Linked DNA regions of Homo sapiens: region 2 is linked to region 1. The links are chromatin loops, found by intact Hi-C in ENCODE. Cell type or tissue: ovary. All regions are shown on one strand. Links, peaks and the distances in the headings refer to the core of each region. The heading gives the core; the rest is flanking DNA.

Region 1 (4,586 bases), core at 347-4,346:
CTTCCTGGATTTTGCTTAGACCAGTGATTAGTATTTACTTTGTATCTTTGCAGAGACCAGCCTCATAGTTTAAATCTAGTATCATTCACTCTAAAATGTTGTCTATATTGCTCATTTTGCAGATTTATCAAAATATCACCTTTCATTAAAAAAAAACAGAAAAAACATACACTCTACATAATATTACACTAATTAAAAGATTCACTTATATAAGGAAAAAGAATATGTAGTTTGCAACTGTTGGAGACTTCTCTGGTAAAGTGCTTCTGCCCCAAGCAGAGGCATATGTACAGTTAGCATTTCACATATCCACTGCCACAACTCCTTCTCTTACATGTACAACTTTCCATCACCACCTGAAGACAGAGAGATAAGCACACCCACTCACAAAAACATACTTCCCTCTTGGCCCTGCTAACTCAAAATGTCACATGCAAATTACATGGCTGACGCATTTGCTAACTTTAATTTGGTGAGCTAATTGATGTTTATGTACTCAGAAACATTAATAGATTGGAGAGATCAAAGTACCTGAGAAGATTCAGGTTCATATTTTAAATGCTAGTGTGATCAGAGAACAGTTTCACCTAATCTACTGTAGTTTAAGGCACAGGGCCAAGAAAAGGAAGTTTATAAACAAAACAAAAAGTCAAGAATTTTACAATTAAAACACATTGCTACTGTCATGATAAAACAATGGGCTGGGCGTGGTGGGGCATGCCTCTAATCCCAGCACTTTGGGAGGCCGAGGTGGGCAGATCACAAGGTCAGGAGTTCGAGACCAGCCTGGCCAATATGGTGAAACCCCCGTCTCTACTAAAAATACAAAAAAATTAGCCAGGAGTGGTGGCACATGCCTGTAATCCCAGCTACTCGGGAGGCCAAGACAGGAGAATTGCTTTAACCTGGGAGGCGGAGGTTGCAGTGAGCCGAGACCATGCCACTACACTCCAGCCTGGGCAAGACAGCAAGACTCCATCTCAAATTAAAAAAAAAAAAAAAAAAAAGGCATTTCTTATATATTAAAAATAAAAGGCTGAGCACGGTGGCTCACGCCTATAACCCCAGTACTTTGGGAGGCCGAGGTGTGTGAACTGCTTGAGCTCAGGCGTTCAAGACCAGCCTGGGCAACGTGGCGAAACCCTATCTCTACAAAAAATACAAAAATTAGCTGGGTGTAGTGGTGTGTGCCTGTAGTCCAAGCTACTTGGGGGGCTGAGGTGGGAGGATGGATCATTTGAGCCTGGGAAGGTCAAGGCTGCAGTGAACCATGATTACACGGCTGCACTCCAGCCTGGGCAACAGAGTAAGACTGTCTCAAAAAAAAGAAAAAAAAAAATTAGCCAGACAAGGTGGTGCACACCTGTAGTCCCAGTTACTCAGGAGGCTGAGGTGGGAGGATCAAGGATCACTTGAGCCCGGGAGGTCGAGGCTGCAGTGAGCCATGATCAAACCACTGCACTCCAGCCTGGGTAACAGAGTGAGACCCTGTCTCAGAAAAAAAAAAAAAAAAAAAAAGATGAAAGAAATAACATACAAAGATAAAACATATAAAAAGAATATAGACCTTCATTTTTGAGAAACATTAAAACGTACATTTGTTAAATAATGTTTGAAGAGAAAGGATGAATAAAATATTTGTCATTTAAGACAAAATCAGAATAAACCAGCAAATAGTACTTAACTGTTAAATAACTTCAAAGCTACAGAATATAGATTTTCTTAGCACTGAAAGTATCACAAATGTAGCTGGGAATACAAGAGTAACTCCTGAAAGCTGCTGATCATTCAGGACAGGATCATGTGTTACATACAGTAAAGGTATCACAACTATCAAATCTATCTAAGATCCAAAGAGTTAAAAGAATGTTTAACATTCATTTGAACAACCAAAAATCCTCTTGACATAATGTTTCTACTTTACCTGAAGCCCATTTCATTAGAAGTCTAGACAAGTCCCATCTTGATAAAAGCTCAAAAGTGGAACACGCTGTCATGCCTCAGAGTACAATAGAAAGACTCATTCACCCTTCATTTTATCTTTCCCTTGACCCAACTAACTAGTTTGAGACAATTCATGTGCTCTCTCAACAATGTCTCAACAACTGGTACTACCTGCTCACAAAAGCAGTCCTCAGACACTGCTATTGTGAAGAACTTCTGAAGCTTAATTATAAGAAGAACATGAACTGCAATTTTTTTCCTTCCATGACCCTGGAACAGCAAGTATTTGATCCACCTCGTCTTTCACATTACAATAGGTTTCTGTCTGACTTTAGTGATTCTAAAACTGACTTTATCCATACCAATTCCAAAATGCAGGTTATTTTGAAGAGCATATTTTACAATATTTAGAGATTTATTCGATTTTCAGTTAAATACACATAATCAAGCACTCTTCAAGAAAGATGACATCTGCAACACAAAGGATACCAATTCAAAGGAAAACTAAGAAGGTCAACAGAGAGGAGGACATTCAGGCTCTATAATTAGCAGATAAAAAATATACACATTTCTGCCAAAAAAGATCCAGAGTTGCCTGAGACTATGAACAATTCCCCTAGGGCTGAGAGACTTCTGGAAGCCTGCCACATCAAAGAACAATATGGACTAATGAATAGTCCTTCATAAAGTACAGGCTATTGGAAAAGTCCCAGAACAGATGAGGAGGGTCTGCTCTAGGGCAGGGTTAAGGGGACTGAAGAGGAGAAAACAGAATGGAGAAAACAGAAGAAAAGAAAATCTAAAAATAAACTTATCTAATTCATGTGTGTAAACAACTCAAGCAACTGCTGTAGGATGTACATTTATCTTCTATTTGTAGAAATATTTCATATTAATAACAGTGCCAAAAACCCTAACAACGTATCTCTCTAAAAGGGGCAGGAGAAATAGAATAAACAACTGAATAAGCCAAGACCACACATAACAAGGGTCCTACGTTTGTCTTTCAACCCCATTTCTGATCATCTGAACTCCTTTTAAAAATCATTTTGTGGCCAGACACAGTGGCTCATGCCTGTAATCCCAGCACTTTGGGAGGCCGAGGCAGGTGGATCACTAGGTCAAGAGATTGAGACCATCCTGGCCAATATGGTGAAACCCCGTTTCTACTAAAAATACAAAAATTAGCTGGGCGTGGTGGTGCACGTCTGTAGTCTAGCTACTCCAGAGGCTGAGGCAGGAGAATTGCTTGAACCAGGGAGGCGGAGGTTGTAGTGAGCCGAGATCGCGCCACTGCACTCCAGCCTGGCAACATAGCAAGACTCCATCTCCAAAAAAAAAAAAAAAAAATCATTCTTATCAGCCTGACCAACATGGTGAAACCCTGTCTCTACTAAAAATACAAAAATTAGCCGGGCATGGTGGCACATGCCTGTAATCCCCAACTACTCAGGAGGCTGAGGCAGGAGAATCGCTTGAACCCGAGAGGCGGCAGCTGCAGTGAGCCGAGATTGCGCCACTGCACTCCGGCCTGGGCAACAGAGCAAGACTCTGTATCCAAAAAAAAAAAAATCATTTTGATTTTTTTCTTATTGACAGTATCACTGTTTTTGTAATTTTGTTTATGTTTGAAGGCTTTTTGTAAGATTCTAATACAAATATTTCTTCAACAGAAAAAACATCAGAAGCCCTACTTGATACTGAAAGTGTCCCACCTTCCAATTACGATGCCAACCTAGAATGAGAATTCCCACATTATGTACTACACTGGAAACAGACCAAGACTTGACACTTAATAAATTTTATGAAGACATTCTCACTAAAGTGAAATACTATGGAATTTATTTTAAATGGAACTAAACTGATTTTATAAAAATGCTAAAGCTCAAATGTTCAAATGGAATCTTAATGCTACAAAGTGCGCAGTGATAATGGAAGTCTCTCTTAGAATATGTGACTTTCCAAAGTCCTCATAATCTGACCTAATTGAGCTTTACTACTTTTAATGAGAAACATTAATACTATCCTTTAGGAGTTCCCTCACCAAGTCAAAGATAAAGTTTTATCTTCAGTGGTTTAATTCATTTCCATATCACCTCACCGAAGAGAGCTTTCTTAAATAAATACAAAGAATTTATGCTAAGAAGCCAGTGTGGTAATACCCAATTTGAATTCCAGACTATCAGAAGATGTGCAATTACATTTCAGAAAGGAAGGAGCCCTTCTATTTTAACTTGCATTGTATTCCTCCTAGCAGTCATGCATCGGAATGATGATGATGTTCAATCTAATTAGACACAGACTTACTACTTTCTCTACTGCCTTTCCATATTGCTAATATTATAAATAGTATCTACTTTAAAAACTATAATAAGCTCATTGCATCTACCAAATTTAAAATGCTGGAAATCTATTTGTTGGGGCAAAACTGCTTCTAATCATTTGAAGAACTGGAAGAGATACTTTTACTGTTAATAAAAAGCCACCACAGGCCGAGGCAGGTGGATCACGAGGTCAGGAGATTGAGACCATCCTGGCTAACACGGTGAAACCCCGTCTCTACTAAAAATACAAAAAATTAGCCGGGCGTGGTGGTGGGCGCCTGTAGTCCCAGCTACTCAGGAGGCTGAGGCAGGAGAATG
Region 2 (4,586 bases), core at 331-4,330, 170 kb before region 1:
TTAATAAAAAGAGAAGGACCTCTGTTGACTCAGAGTCTATATTGCTTGTTACATTTAACTAGCAGGTTGATCTGAAGCTTTGTTTTAGGACTAATAAAAGAATGTCTTTCAAGTCAACTGCTGCAACTCCCATCAGCTCCACTAGCTCCATTTTCACCTCTTTCATAGAAATTAATTTACAATCCAATCCCAGAATATTGCTCCTACAAATTAAGACAAAACAAAACAAACTCCTTAAAACAACCTATTGCATGTATGCTCAGAAAATCCCCCAGCATCTTAAGCTTTTGAACGCATTTTACAGCATTACTGTGAAGGTTCCTTGGCAAAGGAACTTTAAAAATGGAAAAAAAAAAAAAAAAAGAAACCAGCCCTTTAAATCCACTTGAAGGTAATGAATGAAAGCTGGCGGCTGTCTCAGTAATTAAGAGCCACTTATGGGGTAGAAAAGAAATGCTATAAGCTAATGATGTCTACCTTGCTCTAATTATCTATTTCAACAGCCTCACCTTCATGAACTTCCTAAGTTTAAACAAACATCAACCACATACAGTAGGTGGCAGCAATGACAAAATCATACGGCTCCATAAACCACCCAAATCTTCAGCATTTTTCTTCTTTATCTACATTTCCAAAATGGCTGCATTCTCAAGAATTTTCTCAATTTTAGGGTTATTTTTTGTTAAAGAAGAAATCAATGCCTCTGATGCATTTTCCTGCATCTCAAAATCACTGCAAATACAGTAATGCAGAAATACAAAACAAGAATCCAGCCTGAACCCTCGAAGGGTATAATCACAGCATTTTGCATTTTGATGGCTTTAATCTGAATGCCATTATGAAGAATAGGCGTAAATTTAACTTCAGGTTTTGCTAAGGTCTTTTGACTTATTTGTCTCTTTAACCCATGTTTAAGTGCAAAGTATTTGACTGAATGCAAACAAGCACCGCAACATTTTACAGTGAAACCACTGTCTACATGTAATTTGGCAGCAGATTGGGGCTTTCAATAGCAGTGTGTCAGGAATGCTAACACAGTGATGGCCACTGTGCCGAAGCCAGCCCATATTGTGTCCTGTCAACACGAAGAAGAGCTCTCTACGTCTCTGTGTTGCCAGAGTATGAAGGGAGCCCACACCTCAGAATACAGATAATTGGCACATCCGTCACCTGCCTCCAAAGTGCTTGGCACATGCTGAGAAACGTACCCAGGAGGCTGGGGGGTCCCAGCTTTGTACTCCTGGGGGGGTGAGAACCATAGAGCCGTGGATATAGAACCATTCCCTTTTGTCCATGAGATCCCACAATTGAAAGTCCCCTGCAGTGAGTGTGAAAGTCCCCAGGTCCTCTACTGGTGCTTATTTGAATCCAGCAGTCAAGGACAGAAAGCCCCACTCCTCTCAGCCTTGCTGAAAGAATTCTGTACAACCAAAGTGTTCATACCAAGGTGGTATGTGCCCCCCCATACCTTATGTCCCCCACTATGATGGGCCAGCTTACCCAGAAGCACATGTGTTCCTTTGTTCTGTCTCCCCGCTACAGTCCCTAATCCGGAAGGCAGCAGCAGCCAGCATCAGAAAACCCACGCTTTCCGCAGCTGTTCATGCTTTCACACCCCGAAGTGGTGCACACACACCCTGTCAGGGCCTGAGCCTAAATGGGTTAGGCCACTCAAACCAGCAGGCAACTTGGGGTCCATGGGGAGCATTTAGGCATAAACCTTTTAGCACCTGCTACTCCTACCATGTTAAGTGGCTGTCTCCTGAGACACTCCCTTGGACACAGACTTCAGGCTATGACTGATAGTCACGGAAGAGTCCTGGGGAGGTGGCAGCAGGGTGATCAGCCCTGATGGGTGTGGGTACACTGAAAGCCCAGTGGTCTTTTTCAGCAAACACCCTTGCACTGTGCTTGCAAAGGCCAGGAGAAAGCAGGGAGTGGCCAACACCTGCCAGGAGGCCATGCTTCCCTGGGTGCTGTAAAGAAGACAACTGCAAACCCAAGCTCCAGCCAGAGCACAGCAGGCGGGTGTGCAGGGATGACGTGCACCGACACTGCAGACTGCACAAGGCCACTATCCGAAGGGACCCCTGCATGGCTTGCAGTGGGTTTTTCCCTCTCCTCTCTGACTCATGAGACCCTCAAGGAACTAATAGCAGGAACTGGCACTTATGCCAGGAGCCATTTGGAAGTCCACAAAGTCTACTCACGTAAGAGAAAACAGAATCCATCAAAACGATCAAAATGAACAAAGATACATTTCTGATTCCTTACTAGTTAAATGAACTCACTTGTAATATGTTAAACTGTACAGCTTAGAAGAAAAGTGTGTGTCATGTCCACTCCACTGGCGTGCTTGGTGGATGTAGGACAGAATTCCATTTGAACCAGCAGCAGCACTTCCTCTCAGAAGGCTGCAGCTGGTGGCACTTCACTACTCTGACCCTCATAACATGCGATGTTTTAAAAAACGAATTTCTTGCCACCTTTTGTTTCTTTGTACTTTTTTTTTTTGAGACAGAGACTTGCTCTGTTGCCTAGGCTGGAGTGCAATGGTGCGATATGGGCTCGATGCAACCTCCGCTTCCCAGGCTCAAGCGATTCTCCTTCCTCAGCTTCCTGAGTAGCTGGGATTACAGGCGCCAGTGGCCATGCCTGGCTAAGATTTGCATTTTTAGTAGAGACAGGGTTTCACCATTTTGCCCAGGCTGGTCTCGAACTCCTGACCTCAGTCCCTCAAGTGTTGGGATTACAGGCGTGAGCCACTGTGCCCGGCCTCTATTTTTTTCTAGGCTCTTCACAACATAATTATGATATAGCCCATTGGAAGAAAAATTTTTGGTAAGAACATTTCACTTATTGAGTACATCATAGAGATGTGGTGGTTTAAGTTACAGCTCTTAACTTACCAAAAAAATTCCAAATAATTGATCTAAGATGCAGGGAAATAAAAAACACTTATCTTGGCTGGGCGCGGTGGCTCATGCCTGTAATCCCAGCACTTTGGGAGGCTGAGGTGGGCAGATCACCTGAGGTCAGGAGTTCGAGACCAGCCTGACCAACATGGAGAAACCCCATCTCTACTAAAAACACAAAACTAGCCGGGCATGGTGGCGTGCGCCTGTAATCCCAGCTACTCGGGAGGCTGAGGCAGGAGAATCACTTGAATCCGGGAGGCAGAGGTTGCAGTGAGCCGAGATCATGCCATTGCACTCCAGCCTGGGCAACAAGAGTGAAACTCCATCTCAAAAAAAAAAAAAAAAAAAAAGCACTTATCTTAGAAGCTGGTGTATTATCCTGAAGCATCTGAAACAAGTACAGTACACCCCTGGTGAATAGATTCCCATGGTGCTCTAACACTTCTCCTTAACTCGGGATACTTTCAATCAGAAAACCTCAGCTCTCCCTGGAGAAACCTGGCTGTTTCAGATGGAAAACAAAGTGATGTTTGGAGGACAAATCCCAGTAGCTGCAGTATAATTAATCGCTGGTGAAATTATTCCCTGGAACTTGTCTGTGAGCCAGAGGTGCTGGCCAACAGCACTTACTCTGTGAGTGGGAGCCTTGTAATTGAAAACGGGGTAGCCCATAAACCCCTCATCCACATCAACTATCTTGATCGTAGCAAAAGCTGGCTTCCTCTTTTGCTTTACTGGAAGTACTTATCCTGGGGAAGGTGACATCTGACTTTCAGTATACAGGCCACATAATCAATTCAAAGGATTGTCAAGATGTCTGCTTAAAGGGAAAGGAAGAACAATGTGATTTCTGTCTATAAAAAGTAAGCATTTCTAAGCTGTACTGCATGGAACCCGAGTGTGCCTCACCTCTGTTAAGGCTTAACTACTTGCAGTAAAAGAATCAAATCTCATGTTAACTAGCCCTGAGTTTGAAATGGTTAACTCTCTCCCAGTGGGAGAAAATAAAAGTGGTAGAGAGTTATCTCATGTAGACAGATCTATTAGGATAAGGAAGGAACTATCTAGACAAGGTCAAGATATGTTTTTGCAGACCCAAATTCCCAAATTAAATTTAATTCCCAGCATAATAACTGTAATGTTAACGCTCATTGAAAATGAAAATTCCTTCCCTTTAAACTAGGAGTATTCAAGAGTGTAAATGGACCATAGTAGAATAATGTTCTCAGGCAAGGGCATGGATAGGGACAGGGATCTCCCCCGACAGGGGCAGACACCCTCACCCCTGCACACCTCCATCTTCCACTACCTGGAACCAAACCAAACCATATGAACCTCCTCAAACACCAAAGTGTAAACTTTGGCAAGCTACTCACTCCCAACTTCCATCTCTCTGGATTATGTGAGTTTGGGGTCACCAGCTGCTTTTAGGGGATGATAATCTTTGAGGATTACACACTTTTCATCAGACACCTGTTTAGCTCAGCAAATCCTGCTGAAAGGTCTGTATCAGTCGACGGCACTGGGTTTGCAAGCCTGGGAACAGACACGAGGCCAGGGATTTATGGCAGCTTTTGAGCACAGGAAATCTGATGACTCTAACCAAGTTATCTCATGCTTGGAGATGGCAATTCACTGGTTTGTACGCTCATCTGTTCCTGGTTTCTG

The links. Hi-C counts contacts between places; a loop is a spot of excess contacts. Peaks named below come from ENCODE experiments on the same cell type or tissue, not always from the same donor. Only the 100,000 strongest peaks of a DNase experiment are listed, where the experiment ranks them.
Region 2: a loop joins it to region 1, with 5 times the contacts of the local background. A loop is called at or near these places in 2 of 110 quality-filtered maps.

What each region holds. Positions count from the first base shown.
Region 1 is chr10:74,850,042-74,854,627 of GRCh38, reverse strand. The region is part of intron 3 of KAT6B (lysine acetyltransferase 6B); the gene reads right to left. Among named protein-coding and RNA genes, the nearest start is that of KAT6B, 26 kb to the right of the region's middle. In ovary, for the core only: no CTCF peak of the experiment used is centred there; no DNase peak of the experiment used is centred there; H3K27ac peaks cover 1,235 bases.
Region 2 is chr10:75,015,542-75,020,127 of GRCh38, reverse strand. All of the region lies in intron 13 of KAT6B (lysine acetyltransferase 6B), which reads right to left. Among named protein-coding and RNA genes, the nearest start is that of SNORD172, 3.9 kb to the left of the region's middle. RefSeq lists a silencer at 3,065-3,232. In ovary, for the core only: no CTCF peak of the experiment used is centred there; no DNase peak of the experiment used is centred there.